Linked DNA regions of Homo sapiens: region 2 is linked to region 1. Evidence: chromatin loops called from intact Hi-C (ENCODE). Cell type or tissue: endothelial cell of umbilical vein. All regions are shown on one strand. Each heading gives the region's core, and the rest is flanking DNA. Links, peaks and the distances in the headings are about the cores only.

Evidence for each region. A loop is a pair of places that touch in the nucleus more often than their neighbours do. Peaks named below come from ENCODE experiments on the same cell type or tissue, not always from the same donor. Only the 100,000 strongest peaks of a DNase experiment are listed, where the experiment ranks them.
Region 2: it touches region 1 in a loop (14-fold over the local background); 1 of 110 quality-filtered maps calls a loop at or near these places.

The regions. Positions count from the first base shown.
Region 1 is chr13:33,491,629-33,497,019 of GRCh38, forward strand. It overlaps a transcript of STARD13 not described here. Among named protein-coding and RNA genes, the nearest start is that of LINC02344, 160 kb to the left of the region's middle. In endothelial cell of umbilical vein, for the core only: no CTCF peak of the experiment used is centred there; DNase peaks (open chromatin) are centred at 983 and 3,363; H3K27ac peaks cover 4,459 bases.
Region 2 is chr13:33,089,571-33,094,961 of GRCh38, forward strand. No RefSeq gene overlaps it. Among named protein-coding and RNA genes, the nearest start is that of KL, 76 kb to the left of the region's middle. RefSeq lists an enhancer at 2,736-3,292. In endothelial cell of umbilical vein, for the core only: no CTCF peak of the experiment used is centred there; DNase peaks (open chromatin) are centred at 1,341 and 3,211; H3K27ac peaks cover 2,984 bases.

The sequences.
Region 1 (5,391 bases), core at 291-5,290:
TCTCATAAAAAAATGGTTTATAAACTTTATTTGCACATTACAACCTTAGAGATAAATAATAAAATGGAAATCTAGAGTCCAGCCTAATCTGTTTCTCCATTAAACCTCACACAATGTGATGAGGAGCTGTAGAGTTCTGAGGAATAAGGTTTGAAACCTGTTGTCCCAGAGGATTCTTCTGAGGAACCTAAATGCAAGAACCTCTGGTAGTGAAATGATGACAATTGAATGTTTTCACTCGCGTCCATGTGAAGAGACCACCAAACAGGCTTTATGTGAGCAATAAAGCTTTTTAATCACCTGGGTGCAGGCGGGCTGAGTCCGAAAAGAGAGTCAGGAAGGGAGACAGGGGTGGGGCCGTTTTATAGGATTTGGGTAGGTAAAGGAAAATTAGTCAAAGGGGGTTGTTCTTTGGCGGGCAGGGGTGGGGGTCACAAGGTGCTCAGTAAGGGAGCTTTTGAGCCAGGATGAGGCAGGAGAAGGAATTTCACAAGGTAATGTCATCAGTTAAGGCAGGAACAGGCCATTTTCACTTCCTTTGTGATTCTTCAGTTACTTCAGGCCATCTGGATGTATATGTGCAGGTCACAGGGGATATGATGGCTTAGCTTGGGCTCAGAGGCCTGACAGATATTGTAATAATACAGTTATCATTTACTGAATGTCTACCAGATCTAGGTACTTCCCAGAGCTTATTTCATTGATTCTGAGTTAAGTATTATGTCAGAGGCGTGTGAACCAGAGCAACTCCATCTTGAATAGGGGCTGGATAAAATGAGGTTGAAACCTACTGGGTTGAATTCCCAGATGGTTAAGGCATTCTAAGTCACAGAATGAGATAGGAAGTCAGCACAAGATATAGGTCATAAAGACTTTGCTGATAAAACAGGTTGCAGTAAAGAAGCCAAACAAAACCTACCAAAACCAAGATGGCAATAAGAGTCATCTCTGGTCATCCTCACTGCTACACTTCCATCAGGGCCATGACATTTTACAGATGCCATGACAACGTCAGGAAGTGACTCTATATGATCTAAAAAGGGGAAGTATGAATAATCCACCCCTTGTTTAGCATATAATCAAGAAATAACCATAAAAATGGGCAACCAGCAGCCCTTGGGGCTGCTCTGTCTATGGACTAGCCATTCTTTTATTTCTTCGCTTTCCTAATAAGCTTGCTTTCACTTTACTCTGGACTCACCCTGAATTCTTTCTTGTGCGAGATCCAGGAACTCTCTCTTGGGGTCTGGATCAGGACCCCTTTCCAGTAACAATTATGTCTCTTTTTAACGAGAAAGCTGAGTTTCATGGAGGTTAAACTGCCAAAGTCACTCAAATGCTAAGTGCACTTTTGACTATTCAACTGCTTCAAATATGACACAACAAAAGAACAGGCATCTCTTACTGCATAGATTTTCTGAAGTATCCTCCTTCTGTCGAACAAGGTTCTGTGGTGCTGGGAGATGTACGGACTTCCAAGCAGGTTAAATTTTCCAGAGGGAATCAGCAATGTGTGTGATTAGGGGTGGAACAGCTAAAAAGTTTGCCATGATCACCTGACTTTTAGGAACCATAAACCCATTATCACAACAGAGCCTCCTTGCGGAACCAAGGCTCAGACACTCACACAACCCCTACTTTAGATTCAGGGATCTTGTCTGGGGCCTGATTTATCACACTCAACTATCCCAACCCCTCCAAAGTCCCAGAATGAACACAGAAGTGATCTCACGTGATCAGTAAAGCTGCTTACGCATTTGTCCAAACCGGTAGAACTATGCAACACAGTGAACACTAATGTAAACAATGGCTTTACTTCATAATAATGTATCATACTGATTCGTCAATCATAGCAAATGCAGATAATAGGGCATACTAACATCTAAATAATAGGGAGTATTAGTAATAAGTAATAAATAATACAGAATATTAACACCTAAAGAAAGATGTTAATAAGAGAGAAAACTGTGGGGGTGCGCAGTATTTGGGAATGCTGTACTTTCTGCTTAATTTTTCTGTAAACATAAAATTGCTCTAAAAATTAAAGTTTATTAGTTTTTTAAAAAGTAGCTATTTTCTGGATCAACTGTATAAAACAATGCATATCCAAAAGAAGACAAATATTGAAGTTAAGAAAATTCAAATCTAGGATTTACTCAGCCTCTAACTAACTCTTCAGCCCCACACTTAAACTTGTACATTCACAGAAAGTGGCCAGTTGTTGGCTGCACCCAAGGTCAAAGGTAGGTCTGAGTGGAACACAGCTATGAAAAAAATCCACAGGTTGGTGCCAGGTTAATGACATTTCTGATGAGACCGTAAACGACTTGGTGCGGGTTTCTCATCAGACAGAGTAGTAAACCCAAAAAGGCAAAACCACTTTGGGAACCCTGTGTTCATCAAGATACCTGATTACCCAGAGTTAGCTGCTCACTTCCAAGTTTCCTTTGAAACTGGGACAGAAAGCGCTCCAATTCTTTCTGAACTCCAGGTCTAGTGTAGAAGCAGAGCAGATGCTTCCTTCCCATTTGACTTGAATGCCACCTTCTCAGTGCAACATTCACCAAACAACCACTTTAGAACTGCAAACCTTCACTCCGGCCACCCAGTATCCCCTTTCTGATGTTATTTCAACTCCACCCCCACCCGGGGCACTTATTGCCATTAATAAGCACACTACACATTTTACTTACTTTGTTTATTGTTTCCTCACCTGACTAGTCTAAATTCCAGGAGAGCCGTGATTTTATTATTGTGTCCTCAGCCCCTAAATGCAGTACCTTGCATTTAGCATGCTTCCCATAAATATTTGTTGATTCGAATGAATAAACCACCACTTGCAAGACGAAATGGGCGTGAAAAGGAATTATAATCAGAACAATCAGAGTTTAAGGCTCTCCTGCTCTACCTCCCCCACCTTTCTGCATGGGCTTTCCCGGCTTATTTTTGACACACTGCATTTGGTCGTTGTCTACTACCAGTGAGAAGATTGCTGAAGATAGAACAGTGGTCAACAGGATTGACTGTTAAGATTATAGTCCAGATGCAACTGGATGGAGGCTTCAGGAAAATAGCTTTTTGACCAAAAAAGCAGTACTTTTTTTTTTTATTTCACTATAGCTAGCACAATGAGAATGACCAGTTGGCCACTTAGGACAATTGCCAGAGAGATTATATGATACACTCTATAGAGGTCACAATGTCACGGTTTTCTTTGCTGCTGCACCAAAAAAAGAAATAACTAGTCCAGACCACTTACACACAGTAGAAAACATAAAAACAAATGCGCCCCCAAAAGACTCTACTTAGGGTTCCCACGACAAGTCTTCCAAAATCAACAGTGCAGTCTGTCTGAATGTTATCAATGCTCACTAACCATGCATTCCCATGACATGACTCAGTGACTCCATTTCCTGCCTACACTTCCGCTAGCTCTGGGCCTCACTTTGAGCTTGTCTGTCAAGTATAGTAATGCCAGATACTTCTAGCTCCTACATGTACACCATAAAAATACTTCAGAAAATACACAACACATGAGAATAATATCAGAAACCAATTTACTTCCCAATTTCATCCATTCTTGTGATTGTACCTGTCAATTAAAAAACTATTCAGAACTCTATCACATTAGGTTTTCTTAGACATCACTTAAGCCAATTATCATCTTAACCATTTTAAGTGGACAGCTCAGTGGAAATGTGGAATTTTGAACTTGTCTTTTACATTAGAGACTTGTTAAGAAAATGCTAACTTATCAAATAATATGAGCTCCTCTATACATGGTACTATTCGAGAAAGCCTTGAAGATAAATGATAAACATTTACAAGGGGCAGCATGAACTAAAGTTAAAGGACGGGAAAGCTTGAACACTTTCTTCATGTGGATCACTTACTTTCTTATTAGTCTTGAGTAAAATATTTAAATATTTGTGTCTCAGATTTCCAATCTTCTAAACAGGATGGAAATATTTGCCAAATACTTGCCATGTATATATTTTCTTTGAATAAAGCTAGTAAGAAGGAAGAGGAGCATGGTTTTGAATTGTTTTGTATTACTCTCTGTTTTCCATGCCTCTTTTATAATGGATGATTTAAATCAATTTTCATCTTGAGCTAATAATCTTTCCACATTTAATATAATTTATTTTTTATTCAGACAAGTATTATAATATAATCATTTTATTATTACATAATTAATATTATACAATTAGAATGTACTATAATTATATAATATATAATTATATAATGATTACATATAATTATATATAGTTATGTTATTATATTATATAGTTATATATTATTGTATATAATTATATTATTTAATTATATATAGTTAATATATAATTATTATAATAGATAGTGAATATAAATTATTATAATTATATATAGTTAATATGTGATTATTATAATTATGTATAGTTAATATAATTATAGTTATATATAGTTAATATATAATTATATTAACTAAATAATTATTTAAATAATTTTATTTTTATAATATATTTATAATCATTTTAATTTATGATTTTATAATTTCTACTTATTTAAATATAATTTATAATATACTTATATAATTTCTAATGTAAACATAATATAATTTATAGTATAAATTTTATAATTTACATATGCATTATAGAATTTACATATGAATTATAAACTTTATTCTTTTATAAATTAAAAATAAACTCAGTTTATTTTATTAAAAAATAAAGTGTATTTACAATAGCAAATACATTTGCAGCTAACACTGCCTCATTATTATTGTTACTATTACTATTATTAATTTATTTAGAATAATTGGTCAGTTTCCATAATATCCTCATGGTAAAAACTTCCTCATGGTATCATTTTTAATATACAGTTCTCTCCCTAACTTATCATCCCACTTGATTATGCAATTTCTCTTCTTATACATGTTATAAAAATTTGTTTAGGTCAGACATTTGTGTAATATCAATTCATCTGAATCACCTGTATGCATAGGCACATATAGTATGTTTTTAAGTATCAAGCATCCAAATGGCTTCCATGTTTAACTCTTTTTCTATAACACTGGAACAGGTACACATACAGAAGAGTACTTTTAAATTTCATGATGATGATTATGATAGTGATGATACAGTTTATACATATTCATTGCTGTTTTTTTAAACAAAGAAGAAATGTATGCCATTTTGTCTCAACATCAAATGATAAATTTTCAAATTCTATTAGATCCTTGAGTTTTGAAAATCTTTATATAGTTTCGTTTCTGGATAAATTTTGGCTATGTGATAAGCTGCTCTCTGTTTTGTTGCAATTATCCTACAAGTACCGTTTTTCTCAACTGAACCTCAAGTATATAACAAACAGATAATTTTGTAAGAGAACTCTGTTTTGTCTTATTTTCAC
Region 2 (5,391 bases), core at 86-5,085, 400 kb before region 1:
ACCCCAGTGAATCACCTTAGCATCTTCTCTCTCCCAGTGGGGTGCTGGGGAGGGCAGAAGTTGCATGGCTGAACAAGAAGTGGAAGATGTCCCTGCAAATGTGCCCCGTCACCTTTTTAGGGCCGGCGCTCATCAGAAGTCATGCTGTGCAGGCTCCTGGCCCTTAATGTTTTCTTCATGATGGAGATTCTTTGCAATTATATTCCTCATTTCACTCTCTAGAAGATCCATTCAGCCTAATTCTGCCCTGGGTCTTCCTGAGTTCCACTCTGGGTGGTTCATCTCATTGTCCTGCCATAGAGGAGCCCTCCTCACTAAAGTCAGCAAACAAGTAAATACCACATTGCCTGGAGTTCAGTCCCAGTTGAGTGATGATTTCAGGGAAGTCTCTCATCCTTTCTGTGCCTCAATTTACTCTTTTAAAAAATACAAATAGTATGGACTTGTGAGGACTGATACATAAATTGTATATAATATCAAATTATATGGATATATGTGTGTACATATACATGTGTATATGTATATGTCTATATATAGATAGGAAAATTCCCTGGTATATAGCAGGTATTAGTTCTCATGCTGCTAATAAAGACATAACCAAGACTGGGTAATTTATAAAGGGAAGAGGTTTAATTGACTCACAGTTCAGCAGGGCTGGGGAGGCCTCAGGAAACTTACAATCATGGTAAATCACATGGCGGCAGGAAGGGGAAGAATGAAGAATGAAGAAAAGCGCGGAGAAAATGCGGGCAAAAGCCCCTCACAAAACCATCAGCTCTCATGAGAACTCACTCCCTATCACGAGAACAGCACAGGGAAACCACCCCCATGATTCAATCACCTCCCACGAGTTCCCTCCCCCAACACATGGGGATTACAATTACAATTACAATTCAAGATGAGATTTGGGTGGGGACACAGAGCCAGAGCATGTCAGCATGGAATTGTTGCTGTCTGCTCACTTTTTCCTTAATGGAGATTTTGTTCCATGTATGGTAGGTAATGATCTGAGGCAGGAAGACAAAGAGCAGATAGCATTCAGGGCCTCAAAAGATTCCCCTAATGTGTACAAACATACTAGATCTGAAGTTCTGGTTCACCATGGTTCTTCCTCATTAAGCCGCAGATTTCCACTTGGAAAATTCATTGGTAAAGTGCCATGCCTGCTTGCTGCTGATAGGATTTTCTTATTGTCCAGCAGTATGCAAGTATTCAGCCCTCAGTCTCTCAGAAGAGGGGTCTGAATTCCCTTGTTCCGGGGTTGTGACCTTAACCTTGTCCTGAGATTTATAGCCCCAGAGAGGCTCTCCTCCTGATTTACATAGTTCCTGATGTCACTTTGAGCAGTTTAGTTCCAATCTCTGCAGAACATCTTGACTATGGAATGTGGGAACACGACGAGCTGTTTGTTTTATACTCCCAAATCCTTGAACAAAAGTTACAGAGTGTTTTTCTATCTTCTCAGAGGAAGAAGGCCCCTCTCCCATTCCCATTCAGTTCTACCAAGCAGCAGCTGTTGCTGTGTGTACTGTGTTTAAAATCCCTTTGTTTTATGCAAAAGTATTCTGCTTGATGCCTGCTTTGCAATAATCTGAGCCCTGTACAGTAATCTAGTTATGAGGACTAGAGGACTTAAAAGTATGAACTTTGAGATGTATGGGGAAGATTAGGACAGCCACAAGCCTTCTGAAAATTGAGCAATGCAGTCAAATAATGGCTGTATTTTGTTTGAAATGCTGCATAGCTGGTTTGATGTTTGCATTGGGTTGGCTGATGTCTTTTGTGTTGTGTGCATACCCTAGTGGGCTTATACTGGAATCCCTGAAAACTGGCAGAAAACGAAATAAAAATGTGCCCTCCTTTGCCATTTCCAATTTCTTTTGAGTTGGGCATTCTGTTTTTTGTGGTTCTAGAAGAGAAACATGGTTCTGGAACCTGTGGTTCTTTTGTGTGCCGCCCCAGGCTCAGCCTCACAGACAGAGGCTCCAGCAGGGGCCGGTGATGGATGATGGTGTTTCCCGCTAGTGGCTGCTCTTTAGAGAACATATTTAATTTCGGATGACTGGATAGTGTATTTCTCCCAAGTGATTTTGAATTGCCCATCTCCAGGAAAGACAGGACTCTTTATCTGTGGCTTCTAACTACTCATCGTAGGATTGATTATTAGGCCTGTTTCCTCTTACTTTAATATGTAGATGAGGTAGCAACAGAGAAATTGGAGGACCACAAGGAAAACCAAGCAATAGCACAAAAATCCAGTTGTTCTATATTTTGGTCCAGTGCACCCTGGTTGGGTGCTTCCTCATACAACATCTTCAGCTTGTGTCTGTTTAGAGATGTGCTCCCTTCTCCCTGGGCTCTCACCTCTGTCAGGTGATGTGGGCATTCTCTGAGGTCTTCCTTGGGCAGGAAGTTTCTGACAAAGCTGAGCATTACGGTATTCACTCAAAGTGTATACCACACACAATCTTGGGCATTTCTTCAGTAAATGCTTGATGGGCTTGGAAATCTGAAACACAAAGGCATTAGGGATTCTTCCACAAGAAAAGGTGGGATTTGGGGAATCCGGAAGAATACAAGAAGAGGAACATGAGAAGGGAATACGAGAAGAGGAACAAGGTGAAGGAAGGGTCATGTCAGCAAGGCTGCCAGGAAGAGCTCTTCTGAATTCAAGACAAATTTCTCCTCCCCAGACTGTCCTGGAAATGCGCAGCTCCCCACCCTCCCAGGAGAAGGAGGGACCTGTGCAGGCAGAAATGCTTCTGCCCAGCCTAATCATCTTAGAAGACAAGGTCAGGTCGACTCTCAGGTTTAGGCTTTTGTATGTGGTCGTATAATTTCAGGCTGTTCATTGTTCCAAAAATAGCTCCCACCTACCTGCTGATGCCTGAAATCCATGTAACAGGAGACAAAGCCTCTGATTCCCAATAAAGAGATAAAAGGCTTAATTATGCAAATATGTAGTGAAATAGTTCTGTCTGAAACTCATTCATATTAAAATGTCATCAGTCAGCGTTTCAGCAGGTGGGATGACTGATACACACAGAAACGGGGTTCTGGAACAGGGTGGTACTAAAGAGAAACTTGCTCTACCTTGCTGGGAGGACAAGGTCCCAGCAAGGGAAGGCAGTGAAGCCACAAGTACTACCCACTTTTGCAGGGCTGGTGGTGGCTGGCTTTCCGACTATGCCTGTGGGAAACCAGGGGGTGGTGTTTCCTATGAGGTAACCGGATTTAGGGAAATGAATCAACGCAAGTCCATTGTGTGATTATCTTCTGGAATCAGAGGGTCCAGCCACACCCTATAGATAAGTAGATGGAAGTAGCTCTTCTCCCAAGGTGAAGTGATACATTTTTCCTGCCATCACATTCTATGTTTCTCATATTATGAAGACGTGGGGGAACTCTGCCTTAGAGTGAGGTGGGCTTGGGATCACTGGGGCCCTTGCTTCAAGGTGAAGTGCTCACTCCTTCTCAGCATGGAGGATGAGCTGATAGAGGGGATGGCAGGACAGGCCGGATAGATAAGAGCCTCCAAAGCCAGGTTTGGGTGAATGGGCTCGAAGAGGGGCCACCTTTATTAGCAGCTTTAAGTTATGCTCCACTTCTAACACGCTTCTAGTGTGTTAGTTGAGTCTTATTAGCAGTGACGGCCTAGTCTCAGGTGTGCTGTGGGGATTTAACATACCTACCTACTCAGACCAGCTCCACAGAGAGATGTCAAGGGGAGAATCAGGTCTCCTCTCAAAGCCTGGTCGGTGTTGAGAGAGCAGAAGGGAGATATGCCCAGCAGGCAGTGAGCTGACAGGGTCATTGGCAGCAGGGGCAGTGGTGACGGGGTGGGTGATGAGGACAACAAAGCTGATCCACAGGGCCTGCTCCTGGGCACACGAGAAGTGCTCATATGAGAACTCTCTGAAGTATCTGGTGGCCATTGGGACATGCCAATTTCTGGAAATCAGGACAACCAATGACTTCCCCATTATCATTAGGCATAACAATTAAATGGAGTGGCCTGGGACATGTGGTGTTCTCACATCTGTGCATCCCTTGCTGGCCCTGCTTTCTGACTGCCCGGGAAGATGTAGCCGTCCTTTATCAGCAAGGACAGTTCTCAGAGGACGCATGTGTCTAAGTTGCTGAACTTCTTTTTCTTCACAAGACATAGGTGATCAGCAAATCGATTAATTGATAATTCCCACCAGTGTAGTTTTAGCAATTTGAGTGGAGTGGAAGGAAATGAAAACTCTGACAGGGTGTAGTTTTGAATCGGATCTCTGTAGGGTGTTTCCTCACCATCTTACCCAAAACTGCAACTCTCCCATTGCCCATCTCTTTCCTTTTGTTTTTGTTTTCCTATAGAGCTTACCTGGACAATTATTTATTTAGGTTTTTTTTGGCTGCTTTCTCCACTAGATCATAAGCTCCATGAGGACAGGGAATTTTGTCTGTTTTATTCCCTCATTTTATTCATCTTTTTATTCACTGAATGCCTAAGATAAGTATCTAGCACACAATGAGTGCTTCATACGTGTTTATTGAATGCGTGAAGGAAGCAAATGTTCCTGTTTGTTGTAAACAGGTGTTCAGCATGTGCTAGTTTCAGAAACAATCACAGTTAACTTTTTAGAAGACCAGCTTTGTGTTAGTCCATTCTTGTGTTGCCATAAAGAAATATCTGAGACGGGGTAATTTCTAAAGGAAACAGGTCGGATTGGCTCACAATTCTGCAGGCTATACAGGAAGTGTGGTGCTGACATCTGCTCAGCTTTTGGTGACGGCCACAGGAAGCGTCCAATCACGGAAGAAAGTATAGGGCAAGCTGCGTATCACATGGCAAGAGTGGAAGCAAGAGAGAGGGAGCAAGACAGAAAGACAGGGGAGGTGCCATACACTTTTAAACAACCAGATCTGATGTGAACTCAGAGTGAGAGCTCGCTTATTACTGTGAGGAGGGTGCCAAGCCAAACACTTATCCCCAGGCCCTACTTCCAACCCTGGGGATTACATTTCAACATGAGATTTGGAGGGGACGGACAAATATCCAAACCATATCAAGCTATTTCTCCATCTTCTGTACGATGGGGAGGGTCAAAGCAGTCAAAATCGAAAATAGAAGTGATTTTGTTAGCTTTAGAGTACTCTTCACAGTGTCCCTGGCTTATGGCTTCCTTTCCATGGCTTCTATCATTTTAAAACAATTTTTTTATTGGTGCATAATAATTGTACCTATTTATGGGGTATATGTGATTTTTGTTTTGTTTTGTTTTGTTTTGTTTTTGAGATGGAGTCTTGCTCTGTCACCCAGTCTGGAGTGCAGTGGCGCAATCTCGGCTCACTGCAACTTCTGCCTCCTGGGTTCAAGCAATTCTCCTGTCTCAGCCTCCTGAG